Regions from separate parts of the Mus musculus genome. Here region 1 is linked to region 2. Evidence: chromatin loops called from intact Hi-C (ENCODE). Cell type or tissue: left cerebral cortex. All regions are shown on one strand. Links, peaks and the distances in the headings refer to the core of each region. The heading gives the core; the rest is flanking DNA. Region 1 overlaps Hdac9 (histone deacetylase 9). Region 2 overlaps Hdac9 (histone deacetylase 9).

Region 1 (5,389 bases), core at 98-5,097, 120 kb after region 2:
ACTGTGCCTGAAAAACTTTGGAGCCAATCAAGCATGAGTTGAGACCTGGGAAACCATGGAGAATATTTCTCCTCCTTTGAATTTGTTCCTCTAAGATATTTGTTACAGCAATGCAAAATCTAACATTTTCCCATAAATCGGAGAACATGTGCGATATAAACAGCATCACCTAGTAAACAGAAGCAGGAAACATTCTATGTTCTTTAAAAACCCTGTGGGCACATTTATTACATAACTGCATTTATCAGAGCTCGAGTGCGTACACACACACACACACACACACACACACACACACACACATATACACACACTTAAGTACTTAGAGCTTATATCAAAAGATAAGAAATCTAATTAAACTTACAGGTATCCTGGCTTCATACAAATGCACTCAGCAGTATTTCAAGTAAACATACATCCTCGAGTCTTAATGTCTGTTTTCCCTTCAAGGCAAAATGTACAGAATTGCTCAGGTGCTCAGCGCTGCCCTTTCCGTCAACCTGGTCCTTGCACACCGCTGACAGGTCTTTGTCTCTGGAGCCTAGCTTTCCCTCCTTCTGCACATGGAATGATCCTTGAAACCCTTTGAGTCTTCCTAACCAAAGGCATTCACAACCTGACGGTGACTCAGAGCCCACTCTGAACTAGCCACTGCTCATGTTGCTGTGCCTCTCCAGTCTGTCTCACAGTTTAGACTATAGCCAGCTATACAAAACTGCTGAGTTCCACACATGGCAGGTGTGCAAGAGCTCTTTCTTCTTGCCATAACTCCCTCCTGACTACTTCAGCTTCAGGAACACTGCCACTGAATTCTGAGGTCAAGCTAAGTTCCACAGTACTCCAGACTTCCTTTCTCCTAAACCCCAGCTTGGACACACAAGGGTTGTCAGGTGTTGGAAACTGGGGAATAGTTCTACCCACTCTGGGATTGAGTGTAGTCATTCTTGGCTATATGGGGGATATTATAAAATGTTCTCAGATGCCAACATCTACACATAAAATGATACCTGTATATAACTTTAAGCATCCTTCCTTATTCTTTAGCTCACTAGGCATCATGGGTAATATAGTGCTACACTGCCACCATGCACCACTGTAAGGCTTGGGCACAGCTATGAGATGGAGTCTACAGAAACATGCACAGTTGCAATCGTCATAGGCCTACTTTTGATCCTGTGTTGGTTGAATCTGCTGATACGGGACCTATAGATATGAAAGGTCAGTATGTTTAAAAGGTCCACTTGTTATCTGACCCAGATACCAGGAGAACCATCCGCAGGCCCTGCTTTGCTTAGTTAGCTCATCAACCATTCTGTTTTCATTGATTTGTAGTTTATTCAGACATCAGATAAGACCATCATGTAATTTTTACTAGGCATTCTCTCAAAATTATCAATGTATAGCTATATACTGCCTTTGATGGTAATTTTTAATGTTAGTCTTATTGTCTAATATACCCTACTAATAGTCAGTTCTTTATAATTAAGTGTATTGAGTAATATACAAAGAACAGATATATAATTAGAACCTATACCATCATTAAATCCAGTATTTTTCGTTACTGCCACTAATTAAGTTGTAGTTACTTGAAATAACCCACACATCATTACCTTAGTAAATTTTAAACTCTTGATATCATTGAGACATATCTTGGACATGCACAAGATAGGGTAAGGTATTTAAATACATTCAAAATTGGACACAAAATATCTAGCACATTAAGAGTTCACAAATTTGCAAATCTTTCTCCTCCATTAGTTGGTTGAAAATATTATACATTTAGAAAGTAGTTCAAAAAAAGCTATTTTAAACATAACATGTCCAGTTTATAAAGTACAGTGTGCTATGGAAAGAACAGTTCAACATACATGGATGGAGGTAAGCTGGCATCTTAGAAAATGGAATATTTGGTTAATGAATTGCTACACATGGGGAGTTTCCAGTATTCTCATCTTTGATTTAAAATTCTTAATGAGCATAAAAGAACACATGTCAACATTCTACATGTTGTAAGGAAATTTTATGGAATTTCTATTTTCTGTTTAAGCATACCATTTTAAAATGATGAATTCAGCCTCTTAGATGACTTTATATTTCATATCAAACAACAAGCTCACTGTTTCATAATATGAATATAACTGAAATCTTAACAGAAAAATATAAATCCTCTGTTGGAAAAGTCTGCTAGGATATTGCTTGTCTCTTGTATCTAAGTGAGGCCTGTCCACAGCCTATTTTTTGTTGGCTCAAATGTATTTAAGAATGCATGTATATTTGTGAAGCACAGCTAAGCTCATTAAGAGGATTTGTCTCTAGACTGAATGGAAGAACAGTCTATGACAATAATTCTATCATGGAAAGCATGTTGAAGGGTTATGGATCAAACGTGTTCTTTTATATTTTTGACATAGAGAAAAATACTGCATAGATTATTATAAATGGGGACCTGAGTTTCACAGGACAGAAACAAAATGAACAGTAAGCGGGAGACTTTGGGGAGATATTTTTAAACAGGAGGTTTTGCAAGCTCCAAATTTAGCTTCAGAAAAAAAGGGGTAGTGCAAGCGTGAAGCCTGCGGTCACTCTGGAGGTCAGGGTGCGACTTCTCTGTGCACCTATATAAGGATAAACGAAAGCTTCAGAAATGCACGAAGCAGGAACCCTCTAGTTCTGTTATTCACTTTCAGTCAGGCCATGAAGTAGTCCACTGTTCTGTGAGGAAACCTTCCAAACACACAACTAACATGGCCTGCTGAAGGCAAGGCAACAACTTTACATAGCTACAGAGTGGTTTAAAAAGGATCAGGAGGTTTGGCTTGGTTTTGTTAGCCAAGGAAGGACTTGTATCAGTGATTTTTACCACCTTTCAATTTCCTGGGCAGTTTGGTGTGTGTGTGGGGGGGGGGGCGGTGTTTTAATTCAATGTCACTTGTGTTGACCTGTTAATCTAACCTTCATCATTCTTTCTGCTCCTTCCGGCTTCCGGCTTCCGGCTTCCGGCTTCCGGCTTCCACTGGCTGGCTTCCATTACTGTAATTACGATCTACTCTCACACTTCCTTAGAAATCCCATTTCTAATAAACTCTCCACTCACTTCTATTTCTACAGATCTTGATCACACTTTGCACAGAAAGCCCTCCCTTCCCTTGGTGGTCTGTGACAGAGCAGTGATGAGAGGAACACTAGGAAGGAGCCTCACATGTGCACCTCGGCTCCACTGAACCCAGAGAATGCCAGCCCTTCCCACAAGCCGCACAAGGCTAAAACTGGAGGGAAACCAAGCTCATGATACAAGTCAGTCTACACTGACAACTTAAAGGTGGCCTTCTGTCTATTTCTGGAGTACTTTGTGACTTCAAGCTTGCTTTTGGAGAAGTATGGCCCCTGAACAACCATTATTGTTCTAGATGTAATTTGAGATGGATGTACAGAAAGCAATCTGCCAATAAGCATGAACCATGTGTATAGAAGACTAGACATTCAGATGCTGACAACTCATTCGTCATTGTCTTTGGCACACAGAACAGTCTTTGCTTGATGATACTGAGAGCACAAAAAGAGGTTATGAATGAGAAAAGCATTCAAGTTTTCTTCTTAAATATTATTGACAATTCACACCTGCTATCAAGACAACATACATTTCAATAATGATTGGGACAATTCATATGTAACATAAGAATATACTTAGAATAGAATGTTGAAAATCTACAAGTCAACTCCACAATTTATTTAAAATGTGAACAAAGAGGCATATAGCACTATATACAGAGAGAGGTCAGTAGAACAGGACTACTAACTGTACTATCACCAATAGTATAATTATAAAGTCCTTTGAAGGGAAAATTTTTACCCTGAAGTTAAGATATTGATTCTGGAAGGAAACACTTTCAATAACAGTCATTAGATTTTTTTAAAAGAAAAATAATGAGGAAATCTTCCCTTCAAAAGCATAAAAATAAAGTATTCTAAAAACCAGTGAAACTTAATTCATGTGGTGCTTGATCAATGTAACTTAAGCACTATAATACCAGACAAGCATAAGGCAAGTACTATATTAAAAACAGGGAGTCATTTATAAATTTTAGAGGCCCTTGCAAGATAAATTAATGTATTATCAGATGATAATAAGGCAAGTAAACTTCCTGTCAATTAAGGAGTATGAGATTTTTTTAAACAAAAATGTGGAAATATTAAAGGAGATTTTGTTGCTTGTATAATAATCTTAAAGTTTTGGTGATACTGAACTCTTGATTCTGCAAGTGAATGTGGAAGCCACAAGCAAAAAGAACAGCGTGTGAATATCAACCTTTGGGTACTTGTACAATAAAAATCACAGCATAGGTAAGACATAAGGTTTGTAAATATTTACAGCAAATAGTTTAAATTATACACTTAATGATGTTGAAATAGGGAAACAAATAATAAAAATCTGGCAACTGACATGAAAAATCACAAACAGAGATGATTTTTCAAGAGTAAATTCCAGTTTTGTAGTTTGTGTGTGTGTGTGTGTGTGTGTGTGTGTGTGTGTGTGTGTGTGTGTGTGTGTGTGTGTGTGTGTGTGATGTTGGTGTGAGAGTGGGAGCATGTTTGTTTGGGTGAGTAGGTATGCGTGTCTCTGTGTGTGTGGTGTTTCTGTAAGGATGGAAGAATGTTTATTTGAGTGAGTAGAGGTGTGTGTGTAGTGTGTGTGTAGTGTGTGTGTGTGTGTTTCTATGCAAATTCATCAGCTCTATTTTCTTATCTATGAAAAAACTGTCTTTTTTTTAAAAGATTTATTTATTAATGTATATGAGTACACTGTAGTTATGTAGATAGTTGTGAGCCTTCGTGTGAATTTTGGTAATTAAACTTTAGGACCTCTGCTCTCTTCGGTCAGCCCTGCTTGCTCAGTCCCAGATTGCTCCAGCCCAAAGATTTTATTTATTATTATACATAGGTACACTGTAGCTGTCTTCAGAGGGACCAGAAGAGGGCGTCAGATCTCATTACAGATGTTTGTGAGCCACCATGTAGTAGCTGGGATTTGAACTCAAGACCTTCAGGAAGAGCAGTCAGTGCTCTTATGTGCTGAGCCATCTTGCCAGCCCACTTTCTAATGTAATACTGATAGGTAAATAAATTTTAAAATGATAAAATCTTCTAAGGAATAATTTATACTTAAGGCATATGGAAATCTAAAATAAGTATTGCCTTAACAACTCTATTTGTATAAATGATTCTTTGTATAAGTATACATATTTACATATGTTTAATAAACATGCATAATGTGTAATATACAGCTCTATTTGTATCAATCCAATATAGGATTAATTCCTATGACGGAGAGATTCATGCAGCACATACAAAAGAGGTATTTTATTGAAGTAGCAAAACAAATCAACAACCTCAG
Region 2 (5,389 bases), core at 221-5,220:
TCACAACATGAGGAACTATATAAAAGGGTCACAGCATTGGAACGGTTGAGAACGGCTGCTTTAGATCCACGATTATTTGAGCAGAATAAGAGTAAGCACAATTCACATGGAAGCTGTTGGACTTCCTTTTCCATTACATTTCGTGTCAATGTCTACCGAAGGACGCTTAAAGACAGACCATCCCTATACAGTCTTATAAAGTGACCCCTGGCTAAGCATCCTCAAAAAGTCCTGTTCAGATTGTCATAGTGTCAGGGCATCTTACTCAGTATTTTATGGCTTAGCAACCGAGCAAAAAGTGTGACCGGCGACTGCTCATTTTCCTTTCCTTTCTGGGAAGAGAGGGGAAACCATCTTCATTTGGAAACTTTTTAATATGTGTTTAAAATACTCACAGCTGTGTATTCTGGCAATTGTCGGGTGGAGCAAAGACTTTGTAGTGCTGTTAACTGGGACTGGCCTGGGGGGCGGGGGGCATTGCACTAACATGGTGAATTACTCTGTTTAGTTTGCTCTATAAAGAAGCAGTATAAAACATTTAGTCAGTATGATACAGAGAGCAAATATGAGCTATAGGTTTTGTTTGTTTTTGGTTTTGTTTTTAACCCTCCTGCCTATGGTAAGATGTTAAAAAGAAAATTAACTTTCCTAAGAGGGATCCTATTATGATTTGTCACAGACTCTCACATGAATTCCCCCTATGTTAGTCTAGTATGTTATCACAACAAAGTAGCCAAGACAAATTATAAAAAGCTAGCAGTTCTGAAGTAAAGAGAGATCAGCCCTAGTTCTTGGGCCTACATGGTATGCACTCACTGATAACTGGATATTAGCCCAGATGTTCAGAATACCCAAGATACAATTCACAGACCACATGAAGCTCAAGAAAAAGGAAGACCAAAGTGTGGATGCTTCAGTCCTTCTTAGAAAAGCCTATGAGAGGAGATATAAAGACAGAGTTCGGAGCAGAGACTGAAGGAAAGGCCATCCAGTGACTGTCCTGCCTGGTGATCCATCCCATATACAGTTACCAAACCCAGACACTATTGTGGATGCCAACAAGTGCTTGCTGACAGTAGCCTGATATAGCTGTCTCCTGAGAGGCTCTGCCAGTGCCTGACAAATACAGAAGTGGAAGTTCACAGCCATCCATTAGACTGAGCACAGGGTCCCCAGTGGAGGAGCTAGAGGAAGAACTCAAGGAACTGAAGGAGTTTGCAGCCCCATAGCAGGAACAACAATATGAACCAACCAGTACCCCCAGACCTCCCAGGGACTAAACCATCAACCAAAGAGTACACATGGAGTGACTCAAGGCTTCAGCCATATATGTATCAGAGGATGGCCTTGTCTGGAATCAATGGGAGGAGAGGTCCTTGGCCTTGTGAAGGCTCGATGCCACAGTGTAGGGGAATGTCAGGACAGGGAAGTGGAAATGGGTGGTTTAGTGAGCATGGGGAGGGGGAATGGGCTAGTGGGGTATTCGGAGGGGAAATGAGGAAAGGGGATAAAAATTTGACATGTAAATAAAGAAAATATCTAATAAAATGAAAAAAAGAGAAAAGTCAAAACAAAAAGAAAAAAAAAAAAAGAGAGAGTTTCCAGGACAACTTTCCAAGGAGCAGGTGTTGCAGGAAATACAGGGACCAGCAGCAGAAATCCTGAGAGACAGAGGTATCACAACCTTCTAGGAGATATGCCCTGGTGATCTGAGGACATCCCACATCCCTTGCCTTCCTCCAAAGCCACTGGGAGGAGGCTAAGTCATGTCCTATTGGGTGGCACACATGTAAAACACAGCAGCCCATCAGTTAACAGAAATTGGGGAGACTTTGAAAAACAGGAAGAGACACCAAATGAGTGACTCAGGACGCAAAAAACAAACAAACAAACAAAAGCAGAAGAGACCTAACAAATCAAAGCCCCGAACTCTTACCTCTGGGTTCCCAGATAACAATGGGAAACTTCAACCTGCTCTTGCTGTGAGATTGCAATGAATGTTAGCAGGTCCTTTTCAAATGCAGGTAGGAAAATAACTCCATTAACTATTGCTAATAAGAAGCAATCATCTAACGTTTTTAGATAGGACAGTTTGTTAAGAGTCTATCCAATGTTCTATTTCTAATTTAAATGAAAAAGGCATTTTCACGACAAGAGAAAGAACAAACTCTTCTTCAAACTAAAGAGAAGGGTCTTCGTAAGACATTCACACCCATTCTTTAATTCAACTTAATGGTAGAAAGGAAAAGAAAAATGAGAGATAGAAGTTGACACTTCAAATAAATGCAGGGCTATAAAAGTTAAAACAGAAAGTGACAATTTCTGAGATCTAAATGGCCACAATTCTTTTATGTTGAAGCAGCCACAAAGAAGAATGCTGATGAGGACTGCCTGTCTCTGAGCGCTGTCAAATTAAATGTATTTTGAAATCATCTCATTTAATGTATTGCCACATCAAACTATCAATTTCAAACATTTTATGGATTCTTTTTCGATGCAAACATTTTCGTTTCCTTTTTTATAACACAATTACTGCTATTTTAGGAGGATGAAAGAAACTTTCTTAATTATGGATGAGAACATAACTTTTTTTAGCAAATGATTTGTAATTAAACCAATTACGTTTAGTATTCACGAACTCAGAATGTCTCTTCTGTATGTACGAAATTAGCATTGGTCTACTCTAGTCTCCTTTGGCAAACTCTTAGAGGGGAAATGACTTCCTAAAAACTTTGGAAAACCTACCTTAAGTCTCAAGAGATTGCTGCAGCATTTGGAACATGAACGCTGCTCTTTGAGCCTTTTTAAGAGAACCCTAAGTGAAAAGAAGCCCTGACTCATGACGCCAGGAGCCACCAGGGGGAGTCAAATCCTCAAAACATAAGTGAAGGAACAGGCTGAATGACGCACCAATCAGGAAAGATGGGCTGAGACAGGTGATGGTTATAAGGTCAAAACAAGGGGCTGATAGAACATTTTAGCCTGAGAGGAAAAAGAAAAAAAATGACCTGATGCATTCATCTTGAGAAGAACATATTCACCTCTTTCTATGAAAAGTCCCAGAGTACAATAAACTAAGAGGTGCTTCTCTGCTAACCCAGTAATTCTTATAGGGAGAGGGCGCTGGCTTTAACCTCCTGTTGTCTACAGCCTCTGAATCAGACCCTGTTCTAACACATGAGAGGGACGAAGGATTAGCCTGATCTGCAAGAATTAACAACTTCCACACACAGGAAGGAGACATTTCTGAGAACAATAAAGAGGCCAGCAAAGATATCCAGCAACAGAATAAATGTGTTCCTGTATATACAGTTTCAACTCAACATGGCATGTGCATTCTACAAAAAGTGAAATTACAGAATGGATACAGTCTACAAAACAGGAATTCTGACTTTAAGAAGAGTACCTTTTCAGATGGGGGAATTACCTAAGTATCTGATTAAAACCCTACTGTCCACATCTTCAGGACACAGGCCAGGGCGAGTACACTCAGTTGCTTTCTGACCTGGCCTTCTCTAGGATGGAACCCTGTTCAGATCCTTCCTATTCAAAGATATTCTGATGCAGAAGTTCTAGAAAATACACACGGAATTTGGTCAGGACTCGATTCAATAGTTAACTGAATAAAATAGGGTTGCTCTGACCAATTTTTAGACCATATTAAACTGTTTATCGGATTAGTAGGCTCATGAAGATAAACACAATATTTTCCCACTTTTAGTAAAATAAAACTATGATTCATCTTAGTAAAAATAAATACATATAAAACTGTTAACTTACTGAGGAAAAATTTTTCCTTAAGAAAAAGGAGATATAGTATAGATCAAATATACATTAAATCACTTTGCTTGAATCAAATGAAAAAATGTAGAGACAGGAAAAGAGGTATAAAACAAGGTAGAAATTTATTTCTTTTTTATATTTTTCTAGATCTTTAAAAAAGTTAGGGCTGGAGAGATGGCTCAGCTGTTGAGAGCACCGACTGCTCTTCTGGGGATCCTGAGTTCAATTCCCAGAAACCACATGGTGGCTCACAACCATCCATAATGGGATCTGATGCCCTCTTCTGCTGTGTCTGAAGAGAGCAATGGTGTACTCATACACATAAAATAAAGAAATAAATCTTTTTTTTAAAATGTTAAACATAGTCTACTTTATTTGAATTTAAATGCAGTTTTAAGACAAATACTGACACATGAAGTTATAAAATTATAGTTATTATGGGGTGTATTGTAATATTTTGGTGCACATATTTATGGTATAGCATGTAAATCTGTTTAAATGCACTTGCTACCTCTAAAAAGCTTCAGGTAGTCATGGTCAAACATGCAATTCCTTTCTTGTAGATTTCTGAAATGCAAGTACAGTAGAGCTATGAGCAGCAAGACCAATCTGCATGGGTACCTGGGACTCCCTGCTCTTACTTTACTGTGAACAGCACTTTCTGAACAACCTTGTGTTTAAAGTGAACATGGATTTCAGCAGAGCTGAACATATCAGGCACAAAGGCAGGTTGGGTCACATAGTTACACTCTGTTTTAGAAATAAATGAAGAAACAAACAAAATAGAAACATTAACAACAGAAAAAAATATTTGCTGTCTTTATATAAAGACATATGGTCTTTCTCTCCTGTTCTGTATAAACATTTAGATTATTTAATAGAAACAGAAGTTCAATGAAGTAGATATACATTTTGGAGTAAGAAAGCTCTTCAGTTTACCCCCTAAAATAATGATAAAACACAACATTATAAAGAGAGGAATATATAAATAGTTATATGTATTCATCCAGAGCTTTATAGTGTTCTTGAAATTGGAAATGAGAGAAAGCATAACTATAATAGATATTTTATAGATGAGAGAATAGAAGGGTAGGGATGAAATAACTCAGTTTCCTGACATCACACATCACAGAAGAGAATGGCAGATAGAACCTTATTCTTACAATACAAAAGTGGTCATCAGTCAGAAGTCTTCACTGTCTACTTAGGATCACTAACCTTTTTTCCATTCTACTTTAAACAATGGAAAAATAGAGAAATCATTTAAAGTATAATTTTTAAGAGAATGGATACTGGCTACATAGATACAGTTATCAATTTTATATGACACATAGTTCTAATCTGATGCACTGAAATATTCGTCAGCAAGTGGAAACCAACAGCCCTCAGCAGACTCCTATAAACAAAGACAGTCAGAGACAGAGGCAAGTGAAAAACAAAAAGCCCAAACATAAAGCAACAGGCAGCAGCAAGGTGCTCGTTAGCAGGGGGAGCAGAAACATCCCAGAGAAAACTGGCATGGCAGTTCCTGAGGATCCAAGATGCCACAAAGAACTGGTACTACCAGAGAGAGGAAAAGGTGCCCATCCTAAGATGTGACTAAAAT

What was found. A loop is a pair of places that touch in the nucleus more often than their neighbours do. Peaks named below come from ENCODE experiments on the same cell type or tissue, not always from the same donor. Only the 100,000 strongest peaks of a DNase experiment are listed, where the experiment ranks them.
Region 1: it touches region 2 in a loop (2.9-fold over the local background); 3 of 42 quality-filtered maps call a loop at or near these places.

Annotation. Positions count from the first base shown.
Region 1 is chr12:34,781,190-34,786,578 of GRCm38, forward strand. All of the region lies in intron 3 of Hdac9 (histone deacetylase 9), which reads right to left. It overlaps Gm46347 (a long non-coding RNA gene), which reads right to left. Exons shown (of 2, transcript XR_001780600.1): 1 at 1-5,389. Among named protein-coding and RNA genes, the nearest start is that of Gm46347, 3.9 kb to the right of the region's middle. In left cerebral cortex, for the core only: a CTCF peak has its summit at 4,948 (motif pointing right); a DNase peak (open chromatin) is centred at 2,601.
Region 2 is chr12:34,662,094-34,667,482 of GRCm38, forward strand. All of the region lies in intron 3 of Hdac9 (histone deacetylase 9), which reads right to left. Among named protein-coding and RNA genes, the nearest start is that of Gm46347, 120 kb to the right of the region's middle. In left cerebral cortex, for the core only: a CTCF peak has its summit at 2,845 (motif pointing right); a DNase peak (open chromatin) is centred at 2,858.